Regions from separate parts of the Homo sapiens genome. Here region 1 is linked to region 2. Evidence: chromatin loops called from intact Hi-C (ENCODE). Cell type or tissue: heart left ventricle. All regions are shown on one strand. Links, peaks and the distances in the headings refer to the core of each region. The heading gives the core; the rest is flanking DNA.

Region 1 (8,340 bases), core at 223-8,222, 50 kb before region 2:
AGGTTTGTTACATATGTATATATGTGCCATGTCGGTGTGCTACACCCATTAACTCATTATTTAGCATTAGGTATATCTCCTAATGCTATCCCTCCCCCCTCCTCCCACCCCACAACAGGCCCCGGTGTGTTATGTTCCCCTTCCTGTGTCCATGTGTTCTCATCGTTCAATTCCCACCTATGAGTGAGAACATGTGGTGTTTGGTTTTCTGTCCTTGCGATAGTTTGCTGAGAATGATGGTTTCCAGCTTCATCCATGTGCCTAAAAAGGACATGAACTCATCCTTTTTTATGGCTGCATAGTATTCCATGGTGTATGTGTGCCACATTTTCTTAATCCAGTCTATCATTGTCGGACATTTGGGTTGGTTCCAAGTCTTTGCTATTGTGAATAGTGCTGCAATAAACATACGTGTGCATGTGTCTTTATAGCAGCATGATTTATAATCCTTTGGGTATATACCCAGTAATGGGATGGCTGGGTCAAATGGTATTTCTAGTTCTAGATCCCTGAGGAATCGCCACACTGACTTCCACAATGGTTTAACTAGTTTATAGTCCCACCAACAGTGTAAAAGTGTTCCTGTTTCTCCACATCCTCTCCAGCACCTGTTGTTTCCTGACTTTTTAATGATTGCCATTCTAACTGGTGTGAGATGGTATCTCATTGTGGTTTTGATTTGCATTTCTCTGATGGCCAGTGATGATGAGCACTTTTTAATGTGTTTTTTGGCTGCATAAATGTCTTCTTTTGAGAAGTGTCTGTTCATATCCTTCACCCACTTTTTGATGGGGTTGTTTGTTTTTTTTTCTTGTAAATTTGTTTGAGTTCTTTGTAGATTCTGGATATTAGCCCTTTGTCAGATGAGTAGGTTGCAAAAATTTTCTCCCATTCTGTAGGTTGCCTGTTCACTCTGATGGTAGTTTCTTCTGCTGTGCAGAGCTTCTGCACAGCAGAAGAAACTACCATCAGAGTGAACATTTTTGATCTTTTTTAAAAGAGGAAAAATAAATATTTAAAATTTATCATTCTTGGGTGTTTCTTAGAGTGGGGGATGTGGCAGGGTCATAGGATAATAGTGGAGAGAAAGTCAGCAGATAAACACATGAACAAAGGTCTCTGGTTTTCCTAGGCAGAGGTCCCTGCGGCCTTCCGCAATTTTTGTGTCCCTGGGTACTTGAGATTAGGGAGTGGTGATGACTCTTAACGAGCATGCTGCCTTCAAGCATCTGTTTGACAAAGCACATCTTGTACCGCCCTTATTCCATTTAACCCTGAGTTGACACAGCACATGTTTCAGAGAGCACGGGGTTGGGGGTAAGGTTATAGATTAACAGCATCCCAAGGCAGAAGAATTTTTCTTAGTAAAGAACAAAATGGAGTCTCCTATGTCTACTTCTTTCTACACAGACACAGTAACAATCTGATCTCTCTTTCTTTTCCCCACATTTCCCCCTTTTCTTTTCAACAAAACCACCATTGTCATCATGGCCCGTTCTCGATGGTCGCTGTCTCTTCGGAGCTGTTGGGTACACCTGCGGAAAGGATGTCACTTCACAGTTGGAAGATTGCACAGCTGCCGGGCAGAGGCACTCCTCACTTCCCAGACAGGGTGGCCGGGCAGAGGCGCTCCTCACTTCCCAGGCAGGGTGGCGGCTGGGCAGAGGCGCTCCTCACATCCCAGACGGGGCGGCCGTGCAGAGGCGCTCCTCACATCCCAGACGATGGGCGGCCGGGCAGAGGTGCTCCTCACATCCCAGACGATGGGCGGCCAGGCAGAGGGGCTCATCACATCCCAGACGATGGGCGGCCAGGCAGAGACGCTCCTCACTTCCTAGACGGGGTGGCAGCCGGGCAGAGGCTGTAATCTTAGCACTTTGGGAGGCCAAGGCAGGCGGCTGGGAGGTGGAGGTTGTAGCTAGCCGAGATCACGCCACTGCACTCCAGCTTGGGCAACATTGAGCATTGAGTGAGCGAGACTCCGTCTGCAATCCCAGCACCTCCGGAGGCCGAGGCGGGCAGATCACTGGAGGTCAGGAGCTGGAGACCAGCCCGGCCAATACGGCGAAACCCCGTCTCCACCAAAAATAGAAAAACCAGTCAGGCGTGGCGGCGCTTGCCTGCAATCCCAGGCACTCGGCAGGCGGGGGCAGGAGAATCACGGGAGCCCGAAGCAGGGAGGTTGCAGCCAGCCGAGATCAGGGCAGTACAGTCCAGCCTCAGCAACAGAGGGAGACCGTCAAAAGAAAGAAAACGAAAGAAAGAAAGAGAGAGAAAGAAAGAGAAGGAAAGAAAGAAAAAGAAAGAAAGAAAGGGAGGGAGGGAGGGAGGGAAGGAAGGAAGGAACGATTTTAAATTTAAAAGTCCTCTATCTCCTTTACTGTTAGTTGAAGGGAAACAGGTAGAAATAGTGGATATAAGAAAAGTGTGCGCTTGAAGTGCTTCGCTTTTGTAAAGGAAGAGGAGAAACACTTCCAAAGTCAAGGGTGTTGTTCAGCTATAAATGGGCCTTTGTCTGTGTTCATCTCTATTACTCCTGCCAAGGACAGGGATTTTCCATGTGATTCTAAGAGGATTAAAATGGTAAAAAAGAGTGACTGTGACAAGCTGAGATGTGCCTTTAGGATAACCAAAGGTCAGAAAAGGATTAAGTAAATGACCCAGCTGGAGAAGGTAGAGAAACACCCTATCAAGGAGAACCTGACATTCTGAGGACAAGAGTGTTTGCTCGGGAAGAGCTAAGGAGAATGACACTCAGGGTGTGATCCGGGGAACAGCCTCAGATCAGAGAAGTGGAGTCTGGACTACGAAAACCGGAGGTTTTTCTGTGAGGAGAACCCAGGGAGGCTGCTGGCTGAGCTGGCGGGAATGTGGAGAAGAAAAGCAAAGACAAGAACCTGCTCCTGAGGTCTGGAGGTTGAGGAGAAAAGGAGTGTGGGTGAAGTAGTAATCTCAGAGACTGAGGCTAAGAGGAGAAGTCTCTGGACTGAATAAAGGCACCGCCACTAGAGAAGAACCAGAAGGTCCCAGAGTGCGTTATATCAAAATACCGGGGAATTGTTCTTAACATTTGCTTCAACTGTGTAACTGTATAATGCACACACCTCAACTTCCCCGTTCTATAGGAAGTGATACTTGCGTATCAACACTACAGTGCACCCTGTTGGGAAAAGAAGCATTGTTGGTGACCAGTAAATGAGGAAAGGAAGGATACTAACTTCAGTAGAGGGAATGCTGTTTCACAAAATACAGCTAAGAATGTTATGCATGCAATGTTGTCTTTTAATTTTCACAGTAACCCTCTGCAGTCAGTAATATTATCCCTGCTTCACAGACCTGAAGAGAAAAGAGTTTACTAATGTGGTCAAGATGCTCAGCAAGCTTAAGTCTGGTTTGAGCCGAAGCCCTCACTTCCCACCTTACCATGCCCGTGAGCACTCTCTGATCTGACTTGGAAATGAAGAGTTAAATTTAGGTGAGTCAAAATAGATCATTCAAGTGGAGAATAACCTGGCATCCTTATTTCTAAAATGCATGATAAACTTTCAGTATTTTACCTAATTTCCTGAAGATTCCAAAGAGATACTTAATTCTCAAGACCCCAAAAAGCCAGAAGCATTCCATTCTCCAAATGAAAAAATTGCATGTAATATTTTTTAAATGGAGCATCATTATATTCATGCCATTAATGGAATTAGATATGCTCAGATACATAAGCAGTATGCACAGTGTCCACATAATGTCTCAGACACACTAATCTGAGAGGTTGAGGAAATCAAATATTGTTAAATATTATTTAGAGATGTACAAAGGTAGCTCTCGGAGAGGAAGCCATCAGTAGGTTTATAACAAGTCCATGTTTTTCTTTTCTATTTTTGTATTAGGGAATAGATGTTGATAATCAAGAAAGATTACTTGTTTCCAGGGTGAAGGGGGAGGGAAAAAGCAACCAATTACACTAAATCAGAAGTATCATTTTGGGGGGGGTGTAATAACTGATAGGATGATGAGTGTTTTATTTAAAGTTCCAACAAATAATTTTAAGGAGAATGTTTCATTAATTCATGTGGTCACTCAGTTTTCATTCTTTCCTTCCAGTGCCAGCACTGGTAAGTGTGAGAGAAAAATGAGTAGGACATGGTCCTTTCCTCACAGTGAGGGCAATAGATACACATGAGCTAACTACAGTGAAATATGATAGGCTTTGCAAGGACAGATGAGCAAAAGGCTGTGGGAGCCAGAAGAAGGGAAGCATCTATTGCACCAAGACCTGTGTGACTGTTAAAGCTCCCCAAAGGCAGAAGCCAGGCCCCAGCCCCTGGAGTGACTGCCAACATAGCAGCTGCGGAGCCGCGGTTACACCATTGTAGCAACAGCCAGAAAGCAAGATGAAGCCAGGCCCGGCAGCCTCATGGTTGTGGTTAACAGGTGTTGAAGCAAGTGTGAAGGAAGTGTGAGATCAAACCACAGCTGGGTTTGGAGAGATAAACCTCTCTTAAATGCATAAAGAAATAACCTAAGCAGGCAATGTTGTCACTTCACTGAAGTTTAAGTTTGTCTTCAAATTTATCAGGATCCCAAGGTTTTTCCCATGGTTTTTCTAAGCTTTGACACTTACCTGGGTTACAGCTCTAATTTGGAAAAGGACAGAAATGTTGAGAATCAAATGCCTGGAAGTGAAAGATGAACTTCTGCAAGAAAGTGGCTGGAGTATTCATTAGCACTTTGTTTGGAACTTTCTCACCTGCTAAGTCCTCATCTGCTTCTTCCCTTAAAAATTGCAATGCTTTATTCATTCATTCATTTGTTAATTAAGTATGTATGGAGCACCTACTGTGGACTAAACTTTGATGATTCATAGATGATTAAATGCCATCACTCCTCTCTGGGAGTTCATCTTAATGGGAAGGCAACACTCAATCCCAATATAAGGCAATAAATGTGTAAAACATATCCTGGAAACACGATGGAGGAACTGATTTACCTGCCCAAGAAAGATGTCATAGGAGAGAATATCTTTGAGCTTGGGTGTAAAAGATATGTAGGGATTTTCAAATAGGATGGCAAAGAGATTTTTTTTTAATTTAATTTTTATTTTGGAGAAAGGGTCTCACTCTAACATCTACATTGGAGTGCAGTGGCACAATCATGGCTCACTGCGGCCTTGACTTCCCAGGCTCAGATGATTCTCCCACCTCAGCCTCCCAAGTAGCTGGGACTACAGGCACATACCACGGCACCTTGGTAATTTTTTGTATTTTTTTTTTGGTAGAGATGGGGCTTTGCCATGTTGCCCAGGCTGGTCTCAAAGTTCTGAACTCAAGTGATTCGCCCGCCTTGGCCTCTCAAAATGCTAGGATTACAGGCATGAACCACCATGCCTGGCCCAGAGAGTTTTTAAAGAGAGAAAACAGCCTGAGCTAAGTCACGAACGCCCAGAATTGCATGGAGTATTCAAGAAAAGGGGCCAGCATTAGGTCAGGATTGGAGTAACAGAAGATGTGCTGGAAAGGCAGATTCGGACTACCCTTATAGAAAAGAAGAAACAAACAATTGTCTTAAAAGCTTTAGCCCGTCCCAACTTGTGGGTTCAGAGACAGTGGGGTTGCCTCTAGTTGACTTTAGCTTGGCTTTGACTTGTTGTTTACTAGCCGAATTTCTAAGACATAGTTTTGAAGCAGGCAAAGTACATACAGAATGTCCCATTGTCCCCTTTCTGCTTCATCCCTCTAAAGAGCACTCTTTGTCTCCAGACTTCTTTCTAGCTTCTTTTATTCTGTGATCTAACAGAGTCTGTCAGCTGGAGGCTCCCTTCCTCATGCCTTTACTCCAGGCTCAACTGAATCTGATAAACACATTAAAAAAAAAAAAAACAGAGTAGCTTCACTGTGTTACTTCTCAAGACAATACGTCTGACTCTCAGTAGAAGTGTTCAATATTTCACATAAACTAATTTTTAGATCTAGCAAGTATGTGCCTGTGTGTTTGCATATGTGGTTGTGAAGATTTTGAGGAGAAAGGAGAGCAGATGCTATTTGGTCTGCTGATGTCATCATCTGGATTCACACGTCACTGAGAGTGAGGAGCGGACCACCTCTGAGCTCCACCTTCTTACAAGTTAGTGTGGCCATGGCCCTAGTGTCCATAGTCTGATGTTGAATGGGGCTTCGATGTACAAGGTCAGTATGTTTCAAGTTTTTATAATAGTCCCTATTAAAGATGTAAATTACCCTACCAAAAAAACAAAAAATTTCATTCACGAAGTCCCACTCTATCCTGAAGAATCCATAGGCTTCCTACTTTGAGAATAATCAGTGTGCAATGGGCTACTTTGAACAAACTAAAGTGAGAAAACACAAATAGAGCTCTACATTTTATGATAGTTGTGTTGTCAATATTGATCAATGGCCTACAAACATAAATATCACTGTCATGATCTATGAAACCAAGGGTGCCTCCTGGACCCTAATACAGTCATGAGTCACTTAACAATGGGGATACATTCTGAGAAATGCATCGTTAGGCGATTTTGTCGTTGTGCAACCGTCACAGAGTGTACAGTACTGAAACAAACCTAGACGGTATAGCCTACTACACACATAGGATATATGATATGGCCAATTGCTCCTAGGCAACGAATCTGTACAGCATGTTACTGTACTGAATACTGTAGGCAATTGTAACACAATGGTAAATGTTTGTCTATCTAAACATATGTAAACATAGGAAAGGTACAGTAAAGGCAGAATATAAAGGATTAAAAATGGCACGCCTGTATAGGGCATTTACCATGAATGGAGGCTGTGGGACTGGAGGTTGCTCTGAGTGAGTGAGTGGTGAGTGAATGTGAAGGCCTAGGACACTACTGTACACTACTGTAGACTTTATAAACATTGTACACATAGGCTACACTAAATTTTTTTCTTTCTTCAATAGTAAATTAACCTAAACTTACTGTAACTTTTTTATTTTATAAACTTTTTTTAACTATTTGATTATTTTGTAATACTTAAAATACAAACACATTGTACAGATGTACAACAATATTTCTTTATATCCTATTCTATAAGCTTTTTCCTATTTAATGTTTCACTTTCTAAGCTTTTTTGTTAAAAACAAAGACACAAACACATACGTTATCTTAGGCCTACAAAGGGTCAGGATGATCAGTTCTACTGTCTTCCACCTCCACATCTTATGGTCTTCAGGGACATTAACATTCATGGAGCCGTCATCTCCTATGATCATGTCTTTTTCTGGAATACCTCCTGAAGGACCTGCCTGAGGCTGTTTTGCAGTTCCTTTTTTTTTAATAAGTAGGAGTATACTCTAAGACAATAATTTAAAAAGTATAGCATAGTAAACACATAAATCAGTAACACAGTTGTTTATTATCAAGTATTATGTCTGCACATAATTGTATGTGTTATTCTTTTTCACCGGCCAGTGCAGTAGGTTTGTTTACACTCGCATCACCACAAACGTGTGATTAATGTGTTGCACTAAGAAGTTACCATGGCTACAACATCACTAGGCAATAGGAATTTTTCAGCTCCATTATAATCTTATGGGACCACCATCATATATGCAGTCTGGCATCGAACCAAAACATTGTTATGTGGGATATAACTGTATTCTTGACTTACTCTAAATAGTAACTCACATATGGTCTGTTATAAGAGATACAGATTTCTAATATATTCTCCATGTTCTACTGAGGTTCTAGAGGATTTTGGGGTGAAGTGAGTGTTTAATATTATTGGTATGGCTAGAGGAATATATGTCTTTTAGTGCAAGCAAAACCCTGCACTATGATAGCTAAACAAGAGCCATTTGCCTTTCAGTGTGTATAGTCTGAACCTTTTACAGTCTCTAGTGGCAATGTTGGGAGGAAGAGTAAGAGATAATACTAATAAGCTCTGATCTTGCAGATGCAGAATTCTGGGGCAGAAATGACTATAAAAGGCTTTGCCAACTGGGGATCCAGGACTGGCACTCAAATTAAAAAGGGAGAGCATCTCTTTTTCTCTTTTTTGTGTGAACCTTTTCCTCTCTACAAATAAACTGAGGCCTAAGGTACTCTTTTCCCAGTTCTACTGTGGGTGTTTAGCTTCATGAGCAAAGGCAGATGAAGGATTTGGTTTAAACCAACATCTTAAGCAGGACAGCTGGGAACTCTTCCACACCTCCTGGGAAAGCTAAATATGGTAACATTCTCCCCAGGCCCTCACGGGGACTATGTCACAAAGCAGAGCTGGGTGTATTGTATAGGCCTTCATGACAAGCATCACAGTCTAGGCTTTGCCAAAGGTGGTGAGCTGCCTCCATGCAGTGCTGGGA
Region 2 (8,340 bases), core at 227-8,226:
GCCTCGCTCCTTCACCCTGAGCCGTCCATCAAGACCCAGCACTAGGGCCAGGTCTGGTGACGGTGGCCAGACTGCTCACACTGCTGCCCCAGAACATCCAGGTACTTTTAAACACTACTTGCTTAGGGCTTTCTGTGGCGTTGGACTGACTGAAAAGGCTAGGGGGGTGGCCATAATTGGTCCCACAGGCTTAGTATTTGAAAGTGTGGGTAGTAACCTCTAGACTCCCGGCCTGATGATGCGAGAACCTCAAGCTCTGAAAACTGGTGGGTCCAGGACAGCCCAGCTCCCGGCCAGTCTGATTAGGTGGGAGGGGAATAGAACAGGATCCCACCTGGTCCTTCTCTACCTCCATCCCCAGAAACCCCATCAGGGGTTGTTAAATATCTCAGATTAGCTCACCAATAAGTCTCAGGATATATTCACTGGCGAAAATGGCATGAAATGCACAGACATTAAGTTCTTAATATTTATCTTCTCCAAAGGGGTTTAACATTACTAAAAACTGAAAATAAACTCAACATAGCTTGCATTTTAGAAATGGTCCTGTAGATGTGTGATAAAGATGATCCTTTTCAATCTGCTAAGCAAATGTTTTAGAATCTGTGAACCCAAGGCTAATTCAGCCAGAAAGCGTGTTCTGCAGATTGCAAGCCTTGGCTCCCTCTAGTGGCCCTGACTGAGCCTTCGTTCCCGGCTTAAAATGCCCAGGACTTAAGAACTGTATGGGGATTTCAAAGCTCAGCTCAGCTAGCACCTCTTCCTTTTAATGCTCTGGTGACTCTTGACTACATGTATGTCCTCCCAGTATGAGCAACTTTGTTATTTTCTGTTGCTAACAACTAGCATTTTTTATATTCAGTTTATAAGTGAATTGTTTCTTGTGTATTTTCTTTCCCCCCAAAAAGTCACAATTGTGTCTTCGAAATGGGAAACACAGTATCAGGCATACAATACTAGCTAATACTTTAAATTTAGGAATTATAATATTAGAGTTAGTAGAAATGTTTGTATGTTAAGAAAGCTTCTCCTTTCACAAAATAAGAAACAGATCCGAGAATCACTGCTCTGTTCATTCCACGAGTGTCTGTCAAGTGAAACTTCCAAGTCACTATGCTGGGTACCATGGAGGAGACGGAGACATTCAGGAGATAAGCCCAAATCTCATGGACCTTTCAATGAGGCATGAAAAAAAGGACAGGTGCACCAATCATCAAAGATAGAAACCCCTAAGGAAGGTAAAAGTAAAGCCTGAGGGATCTCAGGTGAGGGAGGTAATGAGTCAGCTGAGGGACTCAGCATGGTGTTATGGAGAAGGTGGACCTTGACCTTGGCTTTGAAGGATGTGTAATATTTGATTATGTGGAATAAGGGGAAAGTGTGGTGGTGTGAAAGCACATCCAGGGAGGGTACTGTAAAGGGAGAATATCAGAAACTAAGACATGAGTGCCTTAGGGTCAAACTACAGAAGGTCTTTTTATTTTATTTTTATTTAAGAGAAGATCTCACTCTGTTGCCCAGGCTGGAGTGCAGTGGTGTGATCATGGCTCACTGCAGCCTCAAACTCCCTGGGCTCAGGTGACCCTTCCACCTCAGCCTCCTGAGTAGCTGGGACTACAGGTGCACACCACCATGACAGGCTAATTTTTGTATTTGTTGCAGAGATGAAGTGTCACCATGTTGCCCAGGCTGTTCTCAAACTCCTGGGCTCAAGCAATTCTCCCGCCTCAGCTTCTCATTTACTTTAGTTTCTTAAGAGACAGGGTCTTGCTGTGTCACCCAGGCTGGAGTGCAGTACCATGATCGTGGGTCACTGGAGTCTTGACTCCTGGGCTCAAGCAATCCTCCAACCTCAGCCTCCCGAGTAGCTGGGACCACAGGAGCATGCCACAATGCCCAGCTAGTTTTTATTTTATTTTATTGTAGAGACAAGGTCTCACTGTGTTGTCCAGGCAGGTCTCAAACTCTTGGGCTCAAGCGATCCTCCCACCTTGGCCTCTCAAAGTACTGAGATTATGGGTGTGAACCACCATGCCTGGCCTACAGAAGGTCTTGAATGGCAATGAAGAAGCTTGTATTCTGTTGAGCAGGAAGCGGGACTGGAGGAAGAAATTGTAAAAATTCCAGCTTCTTGAATATGTATTTGGCTCCTTTTAAAAAAATGGATTCTCCATCCAGCTGTCCATTTATCATTTATAGAGAGATTAATATAGGAGATTCTGGTGGGGACTAGATATCTGCTAAGTTTACTTCTTAATCGATATTACATGATTGGGATTTTTGAGCCATAAATTGACCCTACATTATAGGAGGGAAGACCTTGCATTTTTTTTGTACTTAGTAGGTGCTCAATGAAGGCTTCCTCAATTAACAGATTACATGAACAGGGTTGTGTTTCAGAAAGAGGAATTTGGCAGCAAGGTTTAAACTAGATTGGCAAGAAGGGAGAGACTGGATACAGGAAGGCTGCTTAGGACATTATTACTCATTTTCAAGGCCTAAACTAGGTGAGTGGAAATAAGAGTTGAACGAAGAGTAACATTGGGGAAGTAGAATCAAGATTGCTATTTTGTTGTGATTATTTGTGACCCTCTTCCTCAATGAATTGACAGTTTCATGAGAGCAAGAACTCTAACTTATTTGGCATTGTATCCCCACTACCTAACAATAACTAGCACATGTATGTGCTGAGTATGTATTCAATGAGCTGTGGAATAAATGTTGACTGGCTTTTGGAATAAGTAATTGAGATAGTGTTATTTGAGGGGCATTGGCCATCCAAGCCCCGGGACAAGGAGCAGCCAGAGATGCTGGATGTGAGCCTAGCATTTGAGTGACCCTGGCCCAGGGCAGAAGGGACACAGCACACAGCAGCAATCTCTGCCTTCTCACTATCCACTCCCTTTAGCCTGTGCTGGGCAGGCCTTCACCCCTACATCCTATAAAAGCTTTTCACATTTGAGTCACCCACACCCTCATGTCCTTCTCCCCTCTCTCTCTCTCTCTCTCTCTCATTTTACTTAATGTCTCATTAGCATTTGACACAGTTGATCATGCCATTCTTGGAACAGTCTCTTCACTTAACTTCCAGGATACTACTGTCCTGGTTTTCTTCCTACCTTGCTGATGGCTCTTTTCATTCTAGTAATTCTGGCTTAGCTTTCTCTTCCCATTTTTTTAAGAGATGGGGTCTTGCTCTGTCACTTAGGCTGGAGTGTAAGGTATGAACATAGCTCACTGTAGCCTTGACCTCCTGGGCTTACGTGATTCTCCCCTCAGCCTGTCAAACAGCTACAATTAACAGTTTTTAATCAGTGGTTTCCACCTTAGCTGCACGTTAGAATCACTGAGGAGTTTTAAAATTTCTTGATACTCAAACTGAACCCCAGACCAATTAAATCAGATATGTGAAGGATGGGTAGAGGTTCAACATTTAAAAAAAAATCTTCTGGTAATTTCAATGGGCATGGAGTGTTGTAAACCACTTCTGTAAATATTGAAGTTCCTCAGGGCTCAGTCCTTGATCTCTTATACCCTTGATCTCCTTGATATCCCTAGTCCCATGGGTTCCAAAAGCATCTTTATCAGTTGATGTGTAGATCTATACTTCTAGCCCCAGCTTCTCTTCTGAACTATAGATTTATATACACAAGTGTCCTATTTAAGATCTTCAGTAGGATGTAGACATCTCAGATTTAACACGTCCAAACACAAGTCTTTATTTTTCCCTGGCCTCCAAGTCTACTCCTCCAGTGTTCTCCATCCCAACTGATGGTACCATCATTCATTCAGTTATGCCAGGAAGGACACCTGGGAGATATATTTGAGTCATCTCTTTGTCATTCCTTACACCTAATCCATTGCCAAGTCCTGTTGGTTTTATTTCTAAAATTCATTCTGAACCCAATCAGTTCCCATAACCTCTACAGAGCACCACTATGCTCAACCTTACCTGCTCTATAACTCTACCTTTCCAACTGCTTCACCTGACTTCACTGTCATTCCCTTACAGCCCTCTCCTCAAGCAGCAGTTGGCGGGATCTCTGCAAACTTAGATCACATCGTATTTCTCATTCTTTAAAAAAAATCCTTCTGTAACTATTTAGAACAAAATCCAAATTATTTGCTCTGACCCCTGCCTACTGCTCCAACCCATCTGTCATTCTCCCCTTTGTTTGCTGTGCTCCTACTACAAGCCTTTGCCTGGGATGCTCTTCTGCCTAAATCTTCACGACTTGATGTTCACCATTCAGGTGTCTGTTCACATGTCACCTGTTCAGAAAGGTCTTCAGTGGCCTCACTCATCACAGCTAAAATGGTCACCTGGTTGTCCTCTAACTTAACCTTGCTTTATTCTTGTCTTAGCCCTTCTTGCTTTCTGCAACAATGATATTTGCTTATCTGTTTGTTTCTTTGTCTTCCTCCAGTAGAAGGCAGGGACCTTGTCTTGGTTTTTTACGACTGTGTCTCTGGCACCTGGTAGGTTCTTAGTTATTATTTGTTGAATGAATTGTCAAATCCAGAATTGAAGTTCAAACTGATAGTGAGGCAAACTGCACGACCAAGGTGTCAGTGTGGGGTGGATGAGTAATCACAGCACAAGGCACAATTAATCAAAGACTCTATTAAAGGTATTCAGGAAGATTATCTGGGTCAACGCTGGGTAGACTGTCTGTCTCCCCTAAATTACCATTCCTGCTCTAGTTATAGTATCCGAAACTCTTTCATTGGCAATTCAGATTCATGCTTCTATGTTGAAAGATTGTACCTTCTTTTGAATTCTCTTCTAAAATTCAAATATCCTCAGCATATTTCTATTGGCTATAAAATATTAGGGGGAAAAGATGTTCTGAGAGACCAAGAGCAGAGGGGACTAAGAACAGAGAGAAGGCAGATGATGGCCACACGAAGTCATCTTCACTATGCTGTAATGCCTTTGACAGAGCTCTTTGTGGGAATCAGTCCTAGCCTTCAAGAAGCTGTATAGCTAGAGGCCTTAACAACAACAACAACAACAAAAACTTTGTGTGGATCCCCACTGGGACTAGCAACCCCCTAATTTCTCTCTCCCCTACGTAAACTCCAATGCCATTTCTCAATTCCCAGTATAGTTTCTCAAGTATGGAGACTTAACAATTTTGTAGCCTACTTTAAATGCCCTTTGCACTCCTGATTGTTTTTCCATCACAGCAAATCAACCAGCCCTACTTGTTTCCAGAGGAAAGTGGTTCTGTAGCAGGTAATTTTAACATATCCAAACAATATCATATTTTTAAATGATTATTAAAAATGTATACATCTTTAATGTAAAGCAATACATTTTAATAACATTAGAAACAAAACATTTGATTACATTGGTATTTCATCTTGGGTTCCCAGAGAAACAGTCTTAGAGACAGAGATTAGCATGCAGAATACATATTAGGGACTGTATTAGTCTGTTCTCATGTTGGTATGAAGAAATATCTGCAACTGGGTAATTTATAAAGGAAAGAGGTTTAATTGACTCACAGTTCCACATGGCTGGGGAGACCTGAGGAAACTTACAATAATAGTGGAAGGGGAAGCAAACACATCCTTCTTTGCATGGTAGTAGGAAAGAGAAGTGCCTAGCAAAAGGGAGAAAATCTCCTCATAAGACCATCAGACCTCATAAGAACTCGCTCACTATCATGAGAACAGCATAAGGGTAACTGCCCCCCTGATTCAATTACCTCCCACTGGGTCCCTCCCATGACATGTGAGGATTATGGGAACTACAACTCAAGAGGAGATCTCGGTGGAAACACAGCCAAACCATATCGATCCACCCCAGCCCCTTCCAAATCTCATGTCCTCACATTTCAAAACACAGTCATGCCCTTCTAACAGTCCCCCAAAGTCTTAACTCATTCCAGCATTAACTAAAAAGTCCAAGTCCAAAGTCTCTTCTGAGACAATGTAAGTCCTTTCTACCTATGAGCCTGTTAAAATCAAAAGCCTTCTTCTCACAGCTCCACTAGGCAGTGCCCCAGTGGGGACTCTGTGTAGGGGCTCTGACCCCACATTTCTCTCTCACACTGCCTTAGCAGAGGTTTTCCATGAGGGCTACACCCCTGCAGCAAACTTCTGGATATCCAGGCATTTCCATACATCCTCTGAAATCTAGGTGGAGGTTCCTAAACCTTAATTCTTGACTTCTGTACATCTGCAGGCCCAATACCACATGTAAGCTTCTAAGGCTTGAGGCTTGCACCCTCTGAAGCAATGGCCTGAGCTGTACATTGGCCCCTTTTAGCACCAGCTGGAGCTGAATCCGCTGGGATGCAGAGCACCATGTCCCAAGGCTGCATAGAGCAGGGGGTGCCTGGGCCCGGCCCACAAAACCATTTTTCCCTCCTAGGCCTTCAGGCCTGTGATGCAAGGGGCTGCTGTGAAGATCTCTGACATGCCTTGGAGACATTTTCCCCATTGTCTTGGTGATTAACATTCAGCTCCTCATTACTTATGCAAATTTCTGCAGCTGGCTTGAATTTCTCCTCGGAAAATGGGGTTTTCTTTGCTTTTGCATTGTCAGGCTGCAGATTTTCCAAACTTTTTTGCTCTGCTTCCTCTTGAACACTTTGCCACTTAGAAATTTCTTCTGCCAGTTACCCTAAATCATCTCTTTCAAGTTCAAAGTTCCACAGATCTCCAGGGCAAGTGCAAAATTCCGCCAGTCTCTTTGTGTAGCAAGAGTCGCCTTTATTTCAGTTTGCAAGAAGTTCCTCATCTCCATCTGAGACCTCCTCAGCCTGGACTTCATTATCTACATCACTGACAGCATTTTGGTCAAAATCATTCAACAAATCTCTAGGAAGTTCCAAACTTTCCCAGATTTTCTTGTCTTCTGAGCCCTCCAAACTGTTCCCACCTCTGCCTGCTACCCAGTTCCAAAGTCACTTCCACATTTTTGGGTATCTTCACAGAAGCACACCACCCTCTACAGTACCAACTTGCTGTATTAGTTACTCTTTCACATGGCAGCAGGAAGGAGAAGGGGGAAGCCCCTTATAAAGCCATCAGATCTCATGACAGATTACTCTCTCATGATATGTAATATCATGATATGTAATCTCATGATATCATGTAATATGATATGTAATCTCATGATATGTAATCATGATATGTAATCTCATGATATGTAATCATGATATGTAATCTCATGAAAGATTACATATCATGAGAATAGCATGAGGGAAACTGCTCCCATGATTGACTTACCTCCCACAAGTTCCCTCCCACCATACGTGGGGATTTTGGGAATTACAATTCAAGATGATATTGGGGTAAGGGCACAGCCAAACCATATCAGAGACTGCTCGTAGGATCAACATTTGTGGAAGGGAAGGAGGCAGGGCTGGATGGAAGGAAAAGCTGAGTTTACTGCAGTCTCAGCAAAGGCCTCAGCTATTCCCTCAGGAGCTGTAAAGCTAGATGACCCTTCAGAGTTGACTCTCCTCACAGTGAGAAGGCTAGGCGTTTATGGATGCAAGCTGATACTGGGTGACAGTGGTCTGTGACCAAGGATAATTTCTGAAGAGGGCTGACAGCTCAGGGCTGTCTACTGGCAGCACTCCCAGCATCTAGGAAAATAAGTCCTCAGACCTGAAGACAGCATCCATTAAACCTAGTGTTTTCAAATTGATGTCATTTTTTGGTTGCTATTAATAACATTATTCTGGGTGTCTATTGCAAGGCAGTTGGATAAAATTATGTACTAAGAGTCTCCAGTGAGCTGGCTTTGCTGCAAAGGATTCTTTTCTTGTTAGTGTACTTCTTTTTTTTTTTTTTTTTGAGGTAGAGTCTCGCTTTGTCCCCCAAGCTGGAGTGCAGTGGCGCGATCTTGGCTCACTGCAACCTCTGCCTTCCGGGTTCACGCCATTCTCCCGCCTCAGCCTCGTGAGTAGCTGGGACTACACGCGCCCGCCACCACGCCCGGCTAATTTTTTTTGTATTTTTACTAGAGACAGGGTTTCACTGTGTTAGCCAGGATGGTCTCAATCTCCTGACCTCATGATCCGCCTGCCTTGGCCTCCCAAAGTGCTGGGATTACAGGCGTGAGCCACCGTGCCCGGCCTGTACTTCTAAAATACTTTCACTTTTCTACCTCTAATAGGTGTTACCATATGTAGATAAGAGTGTTGTTTTGTTGTTACTGACATTATTGTTCTTATTTAACATCCTATGAGGGATTTACATCATGCACCAGGTCCTGGGATTGCGTCTTAACTATCTGCAATGGTCATTCTGCTTCATGAGAAAGGTAAGATTCGACTCTCATTAATTCTACAGATTCATTTGAATCCAATTCCCAGGACT

The links. Peaks named below come from ENCODE experiments on the same cell type or tissue, not always from the same donor. Only the 100,000 strongest peaks of a DNase experiment are listed, where the experiment ranks them.
Region 1: it touches region 2 in a loop (5-fold over the local background); 2 of 110 quality-filtered maps call a loop at or near these places.

What each region holds. Positions count from the first base shown.
Region 1 is chr15:56,534,101-56,542,440 of GRCh38, reverse strand. All of the region lies in intron 1 of LOC105370832 (a long non-coding RNA gene), which reads left to right. Among named protein-coding and RNA genes, the nearest start is that of MNS1, 73 kb to the right of the region's middle. In heart left ventricle, for the core only: no CTCF peak of the experiment used is centred there; a DNase peak (open chromatin) is centred at 4,350.
Region 2 is chr15:56,483,647-56,491,986 of GRCh38, reverse strand. It overlaps a transcript of LOC105370832 not described here. Among named protein-coding and RNA genes, the nearest start is that of MNS1, 23 kb to the right of the region's middle. RefSeq lists an enhancer at 502-796. In heart left ventricle, for the core only: a CTCF peak has its summit at 671 (motif pointing left); a DNase peak (open chromatin) is centred at 666.